Linked DNA regions of Homo sapiens: region 2 is linked to region 1. Evidence: chromatin contacts called from ENCODE Hi-C or POLR2A ChIA-PET data. All regions are on one chromosome and are shown on one strand. The core of a region is the stretch at or near the end of the contact, and the rest is flanking DNA. Distances in the headings are between cores, read along the strand shown. Region 1 has its middle 74 kb from the start of RPS23. Region 2 has its middle 190 kb from the start of RPS23.

What was found. Hi-C counts contacts between places; a loop is a spot of excess contacts on that map. ChIA-PET counts read pairs that join two places held with the same protein, here RNA polymerase II (POLR2A). Pooled maps may share reads with other maps.
Region 2: a map of CD4-positive, alpha-beta T cell shows a loop between it and region 1 (3-fold over the local background). The contact joins two enhancer-like sites. A Hi-C loop is called at or near these places in 7 of 168 maps with a recorded cell type or tissue (CD4-positive, alpha-beta T cell, HepG2, K562 and 4 more) and 16 of 50 pooled maps. POLR2A ChIA-PET finds 5 or more read pairs at or near these places in 2 of 52 experiments (WTC11 and endothelial cell of umbilical vein).

Annotation. Positions count from the first base shown.
Region 1 is chr5:82,350,204-82,354,404 of GRCh38, reverse strand. No RefSeq gene overlaps it. Among named protein-coding and RNA genes, the nearest start is that of RPS23, 74 kb to the right of the region's middle. RefSeq lists an enhancer at 912-2,111. Within about 2 kb of position 2,027, at least 3 of the 41 ENCODE cell types and tissues checked have a DNase peak (open chromatin) inside an H3K27ac peak, as active enhancers do.
Region 2 is chr5:82,465,589-82,469,789 of GRCh38, reverse strand. No RefSeq gene overlaps it. Among named protein-coding and RNA genes, the nearest start is that of RPS23, 190 kb to the right of the region's middle. Within about 2 kb of position 2,385, at least 4 of the 41 ENCODE cell types and tissues checked have a DNase peak (open chromatin) inside an H3K27ac peak, as active enhancers do.

The DNA of each region.
Region 1 (4,201 bases), core at 778-3,277:
CTCACTGCAACCTCCAACTCCCTGGTTCAAGAATCTCTTGAACCAGGCACGCACCACCATGCCCAGCTAATTTTTGTATTTTTAGTAGAGACGGGGTTTCACCATGTTGTCCAGAAGGGTCTCGATCTCTTGACCTCATGATCCACCCGACTCAGCCTCCCAAAGTGCTGGGATTACAGGCGTGAGCCACCGCGCCCGGCCACGTTCAGTTATTTATTAATAGATGGGTCTACAGCAAGCTATATAACAGACATCCAAACATGTCTGTCATGTTGACTTCCCAGTTGTAAGAACATGTTCCCTGTTGTTTCACTTTGTGGTTTGGAGGTTTGAAAAAAAAAAAAGTTTCCAAAAAGAATATCAGAGTAAAGAAAATGCAGAAGGGTAGATAAATGTAATTTAAGAAAGTACAAGCATGATTCTCCAAGGAAAAAGGAGGATCTGGCATCAATTGAAGTCTATGCCCACCTAAAAGTAAAAAGCCAAATGGAGTTGTTCATTATAAATACATGTGTCTTTTTGCATAATGAAGAAATGAAATTTGCTCTCTCCACTCTCTCCATTGAGAGAACTGAATACAAATGCTATTTTGGGTCAGAGATAAAACAAACCCACAGCCCATTGCAGGAAGCCATCCTCAGCAGAAGAGATGGCCTCCTGAGAATACTGGACCCAGGAAGTTGGTGAGCTTTCGCGCCACCTCTCTGCTCAAAAGACAGTTTATTCTCTCCCCCTTGGTAGATACGCACTTCTAAATCTCAGCCACTCACCTAATTTTCTGTCTTGTAAGCAAGGCTTCAAAAGAAGGCTAGGTTACTGAGAGATGTGCACAATCCTTGAAAATTGCAGAAAGAAAGAACATATGCACTTTATAACATTCTCTTCAGTAGGGAATGTTCTGTGTTCCAGTAGTACCAACTTCAGGAGCTCCAGGATATCCACTGTGAAAACACAGGCAACCCTACTGGCCACTGGTCTTCCTTTGACCAGATAAGAGGTCACTCCTTTGGAATGGGTTATACCAGTAGGCTCTAGCCACATTGCCTTACATATACTCTACCCTTCAACCCTGTGGTAAGCACCTTTTAAAAGAGCTAAAAGCAATTAAAAAATATACCAAAGGCATCAAGGTGAATTATCAGACTACTGTCCCCTGATGAAAAATAATAACAACAACAGATGATGGCTTTCAAACAAGCTGAGAAAATGGACTTTATTTTTCTAGAAGTATTTCTTTATTTTTTTCCTAGTCCCAATGCACTTCGTACTTCTCTATTTATCATGCACTTCGTACTTCTCTATTTATCATGCACTTCGTAACTGCCTCAACATATCTGGCCCTTCTATCAACTGACGAACTTCTTGAGAACCCTGCCCTATTCTTCCTATTCATCCTCATATTTATAGAGCCTTCAGTGTAAGAGGAAATTAATAGACTCTCAATAAATGTTTGATGGACAGATAAATGTAGGAAAAATTAATGTACATCAGAGTGCAACAGGAACTAATATCCAAAATCCTTGAGATAAAAATGAAAGACCATCAAAGTAAAAATTTCCGATAGCTAATCATCCAAACATTAAAAGAGGACTTCATTGTTCTCCAGATGTCATCAGTGATTCATTACAAATAATTACATGCGTGTTCTAAATAATGGAATGTTGAAATGTACACTTGTCATCACCGGCACTATCAAACATGTTGGACACGCCCAAAATAGCTACAGTCCATATGACCAGGAAGAGAGTCACATCAAGGACTCCAGAGGTGATAATATCAGTGTCCCAGTAAAGTCTGGAAGTCATCGTCTTGAACAGGAAGCCTTAAGGAAGTTGAGGGCAGTTTGTTCACTTGACCCCAGAGTTGGGTTACACACCCACAGCACTTACTGAGGGGCAGGAAGTTGGAAGAGGACCTGGGGTCAGACCTCTGCAATGGTGTGAAGTAGATGAAGTTTGTCTTCACCTCCTCTTTCATTGCCCTCCTCATCTCCCCACCAACCCTGATCTGTCATCCTTCGTAATCACAATGGCAAAGGCCCAACGGAGTCACTCATACTATCGTATAAATAACTCATTATGATTGTATAAATTAGGCTTCCACAGCATTTGCCTTTTTAGTAGAAGCAGTGCTGTTATTCTGTGTAATAGCAGAATTTCTACCATCAAAATAGCAAGGGACATATTTGAGGGATGATGGTCAGTGCCAGCTTGAAGTTGAGTAGGCAGCTACCCACTGAAGCAGCTATATGCATTTTTTAATTTTTAGAAATTTAAGATTCAGGCCTTGGATCTCTTGTGACTATGTGACTGACTATTCATGTTGGAAAAATAAACATTTCCACCTCCTAGAGTGGCTGATAGCAAGAGGGTATGAGGCTTCAGATGTTGATCCGTGATTCTCTAGAGACCTCTAGTGGTCAGAAGAGGAACTCACATTTGTTATGAACAGAAAGATGAGGGAATGCTGACCGGTGAAAAATGAAGGCCTACAATCTGGTGATTGCCATTAAAGAAACATTTGGAACTTTCAGTAATGGAAGGTTTGAGTCATTTACTTTTCCATCTACTTTTTCTCTCTCTCCTTTCTCTTCTGTATCCATGCTACAATCTCATTTGCCTTAATGCCTTGGAAGGCACTTGTCCTTACTGTCCTTATTATCCATTTTCATTGCTTTATCTGGGTCGTCCACACAAAGAAACCAACTTGCCCTTCACAGGATCCATATTTCCCTCATGCAATCCATGGGCTCCTACATCTTCCTTCACCCTTGGCAGCTCTTGGTCTTGTTACTCATACCTACATGTGCTCCCAGATAAGTACAGGAATAGGCTTATCTTCACCCTTATTCTGCCAGGAGAGTGTTTCTTATTCTGCCATTGAGATGGACTGTCCCAAGGGATTAAATTTTAAGAGGTGGATTACAGTTACTGCTGGTTTGTTGGTTCGCTGTGAAGCTCAGGAAACAGAAACAGCCAAGTTTCCAAGATATATATTTAACAGGAGAAGAGTCAAAAAAAAGATTTAAAATGCCAAACTTTACAGGAAATTCAGAGACAACCCTTCCCAACAAATAAAAATCATCCCCACAGATTTGTGGTAGAAGCAATATAAGTAACTATGTTAGCCTGAAGCCTTTATAGGTAGACTTTTCAGCTGCTCTCTTTTGTTTACCTATCCCAATTTTTATTATACAACTACTAAAATTATATAGATATATACATCATATATTAAGATATATACTCACCAACGTGTAAAAGAAGGGCATTCTTCTAAAATTAGATTGCAGCTCTTCCTGGCTTTGAAGTAATCACACCCCAGTAATAGAAAGAGGTAGAACATATCAACAGGAATGGGGTGTGGGCTGCCAGTTCATCATCTGTCAATCTTACCTGAGATCCTGCTTTGCCTTAAGATTCAATTCCAAGACCATGAATAGATGTTTATGATTTTTTTTAATGCCCACTGCGGATGAAGCCTTTCTTCCTTTTTCTGAGAGGTCTGAATTTGAGAGACAGCGTGGGTCAGGCCAATGATAGAAGCAACAGACCCCAAAGGACCTCCTCAATCTGGACCCACACTTAGACAGTGTCTTCTCAGTTACAGGAGCATAGGACTTCCTATAACCCTATCAAATTAATGATTGGTCCAAAAAATCAACAGAAACATAGTTATAAATGGCTAATTAATAGGGAGTTGTGTCCTAGTAGTTTATGGCCTCGGAGAGCTTTTTAAGCAAAGGGTTAAGTGGGGGGGAAAAGGAGCAGGAAACCAACCTTACTTTGGTTGGCTCCCTTAGCTCACCTCAACTTGGAAAGAGCAGAGCCGAGTGAACAACATTTGACAATATTTCTGTGGCATTATCAAAATCCAGGGCCATAATCTTGATATAAAAGCAAGCTAGTTTCTCTGACACGAGTATTTGGTTATAACAGGGTGAGGTTCATTATTAAAAACCACCCATTTGTTAATCACTAAAATATTCATTGAATGCCTAATATATGAAGGCTATCACACTGAGTTTGCAAAAAATTTTGGTTTTATACTGCTTCCATTTTCCAAAACCATAAGAATGTGTTTATGTGTAGAAAATAAAAATTTAATGGTATTTGAAGAGCTGATACCATAATCCCTCTTAGGAAAGAAACCTTTCTTTGGCTACAGTGCTGTGGGAGAAAGTGAGCCCCTGAAGGTCTGAGGG
Region 2 (4,201 bases), core at 1,136-3,635, 120 kb before region 1:
CCTGCCTACCACTTTACATAACATTTGGAAAGTCATTCTGAATTCCTACCATAAAACTTGTTTTTTAAAAAAACTGTTCTAAAACATCAGGAGTAAAAGAACACTTAGCAAAGCTGCTCTATAAATTGATTTTATATTGGGACATGCAACTTAACGATCAAGACAACCCATGGAGTATTTTCAAGAGTTTTTTTTTCAACTTTGAGATTTTAACCAGGCAAATGGCTGAATAAAGAGACTCAAAAAAAAAAATGTCATTGGTTCAAACCCAACCCAACTCAACTGGGAAGCAATTACCATCTGCTAATCTTCATGAAGTGTAATGGGGGGCTAAATTCAATTTTTAGCAAGGAAAATAAACATCTACAATGTTTGGGAGTCTAAACGGGGGCCTAAGGATTAATTTAGTTATTTCATGTTAGGATTGATACACATCAAAATGCTAGGTTGTAGGATTGACTGAGAATTTTCACCTATGACACATAAGAGCACCAAAAGAATCAAGGAAATCTACATGCATTTAGTATATAAGTACATCTATGTACGTGTGTTTATACATATATATATGTATATGTGGCTATATGCATATTTATTTTGAAATATTATAGATCTTAATACTTGTGAGCAACCTCAAAGATTCACAACATATAGTTTTGTAGCTCCTTAGCACTCTGAGAGAACACATCTCCAGACAGTCAAAAATCCCAGTCACAGTGCACCTTTCACATATAATTTCTCCCCAAAAAGTACTAACATATAAATGAAAATTTGAAACAATTTCATTGGTCCTTCACAGAAATATTTACATGCGCTTCTGGCTTTTTCAACATTTTATTTTCATTTCCATTAAGAGTTGTGTGTCTCCTGTGCATATCCTCACACCACAAGTTAACTGCCTTTTCCACTTTCATTGAAGTTTAATGCCTCCCCTGTTGAACAATTCTTGTGCTGGCTGGAGCAATGGCTGGAGTCATTTCATGCAATGCCTTTGTTATATTGGCCTAACAAAATTAATAAACTTCACGGACCTTCAGAGTCCTAATACTCAGCGAAGCCCAGAAGTTACATCTCCAAGGGCCCCCTGTAATATACCATTTTGCTAAGTTGGTAGCTTAGCTCAGGCACATTACATTGGAAGGAATAGTTTAGCCAGTGAGTAAGATCAGCTGATTGCTCAGTCTTTTCTCTATACTGTGGCTTTTTGTTTTCTTTGTCTTTAGTAGCAAAAGTTTAATTTTGCTGCAATTTATGGTACAAAAATCTATTATAGTACTGTTTGAATATCTACAGGTTCTGGAAGTCTTAGGAATCCATTCCCAGGAAATGTCAAGGATCTGCAGATGCCAGTGTATTCTACTCTCCTAACAGCTGCCTGGAAGTCAGCTAAGAAGGTGATGGCAGGGGGAATGCTTAGATTTCCAAATGTGGGTGACCGGAAGAATGGACACGCTATTACTGAGAAGAGAGAATGTTATGAGAGGAAATGAAAATTTCAGTTTTAAACATCCTGATTTTAAGGTCTGTTGTGACAGATAAAATATATGCCACAGGAAAATGGATCTTGAGGGCAAGACTAAGAAATGAACTTTAAATGTGGACATCTTCAGCATAGAGGTAAAGGCTGAAGTCGGATGGAGGGTGTAGAAAATGGCTCTTCCAAAAGTCCACCAGATCGTGCAAACCCAGACCTTCACTGAACCTCATGTGTGGCAAGGGCTGGAGTTCACAGACTCAGTCACCGTTCAAGATGTCAATTTTCTATTTACTACTTTTCTTTGTATTACACATTTTTTTTTCCTGATGACGCTTGAACTGTATCTTCACACACTAAAGCGATCAAATGGAACAAAACAACCCTTTAGTTGACCATTTCAGCCATGTGTAAGCTAAGTCTGGAATAGGCCCCTCTGTGAGGGTGATACAGTCAGCGTCCCCATTCAGGGAATCGCCACATCCCTATTTAGCCGCCATTACAGGGACCTTCATTTTGCTCCAGAGTTTAGCAGAATTTTATTCAACTGCCAAAATACACAAACCAGTTTCTGAAAGCAAAATGTTAATTCATCAAGTCATGTCTTATTTCCTTTTCTTTACGGGAAGGTTTTTCATTACAAATTCAATTTCTTTAATAGATACAGGGCTATTTAAATTTTCTATTCTGTTTTCTTTTATTAAGAGTGGGAGTACAATGACATCAACTTGAGGAAAAGCTTATATTTTTATAATATCTAACAATAAAGGAGAAAAGGCTTTCCTTACAAGAAACCTTTTGTTTAAATCTTCCGTTTCTGTTGAAAACTAAGCCACCATGAATGTGAAGTCCAAAACTGTTTGTCTTTCCTTTTAATACAACACAGATGGATGCTGGGCCTCTCTGAGGCCATGCGGGGGAGCAGCGTTTCAGTTGGAAAGGTCACATCAGAATTAAGTTGGTTTCAGGAAAATGAAACCAAATGAAAACTTTATGTCCACACACTCGCTCTTCCAAAACCAATTTTAAGCTCTTCCATAAAGACAGAATCAGGCATAGAATCAGAGCAGTGTTACCTACCACAGGCTCTGCTGCTCATAATCTGGAAAGATGCACCGATTCACTGCCTGGAAAACTCCTCCATTTGTCACCTTTAGTTCTTTCACCAGCCACTCTGTGCCTCACTCTATACAAAGTGCTCTGTGAAGGCTAATGAAATTAATTAATTAATTAAATTGCTATTATGTTTTCCTACTTGCCGATTCTCCCAGAAAGGTATAAATTTTCAAAGTTTTAGCAATTAATAAAAGCTCTTTGGTCTGTATCTAATTTAGTATAAAACACATCAGGTGTGAACAATTCTTACTACCTATGTAAGTTGGGAGCAATAACTTCTGCTGTAAAATATATATATATTTTTAATATATAATTATATATTAAAAAATATATAATATATTATAATTATATATTAAAATATATATAATATATTATAATTATATATTAAAATATATATAATATAATTATATATTAAAATATATATAATATAATTATATATTAAAATATATATAATATATTATAATTATATTAAAATATATATGTTATAATTGTATATTAAAATATATATAATATATTATAATTGTATATTATAATATATAAATATAATCTATATATTTTATATATATTATATATATTTTATATATAATATATTACATAATATATATAATATATTACATAATATATAATATACCATATTATATTATATAATATATTATATATAATATATTATATGATATAATATATAATATATTATATATAATATAATATTATATTATATATTATAATGTAATATATTATATACATATATATTATACATATATATACATATATATAATATATTATATAATATATAATATAATAATATATTATATATCATATAATATAATAATATATTATATATCATATAATATAATAATATATTATATAACATATAATATAATAATATATTATATAATATATAATATATTATATAATATATAATATATTATATAATATATAATATTATATAATATATAATATATAATATTATATATTATATAATATTATATATATTATATAATATATAATATATATTATATATAAATATATATATTTTTATATATATACGATATATATATATATATAGTGGCAGGCCAGGCGCAGTGGCTCATGCCTGTAATCCCAGCACTTTGGGAGGCTGAGGTAGGCGGATTACCTGCAGTCAGGAGTTTGAGACCAGCCTGACCAACATGGTGAAACCCTGTCTTACTAAAAATACAAAAAAATTACCCGGGTGTGGTGGCGCATGCCTGTAATCCCAGCTACCTGGGAAGCTGGGGCAGGAGAATCGCTTGAACCCAGGAGGTGGAGAGGGCAGTGAGCCGAGATCACACCATTGCACTCCAGCCTGGGCAATAAGAGCAAAACTCCATCTCAAAAAAAAAAAAAAAAAAAAACCACAGTGGATTTGACCTATGGTAAACCAACCCTATGATGTAACCATCACACAAAGGATTTAGAGACAATTAATTTTGCCATTGAAGTGTTTTGATGTGAAGCCATGACATTTATGGAATTTCTTCAAGAATTTATCCTGTGGGGAATTAGACATTTAGCATTTTCCATTTTTATAGACAAATAGGAATATTTTCTATCATTTATCCTAAAATTGCCTTTTTATTCAATTGTTCGAGA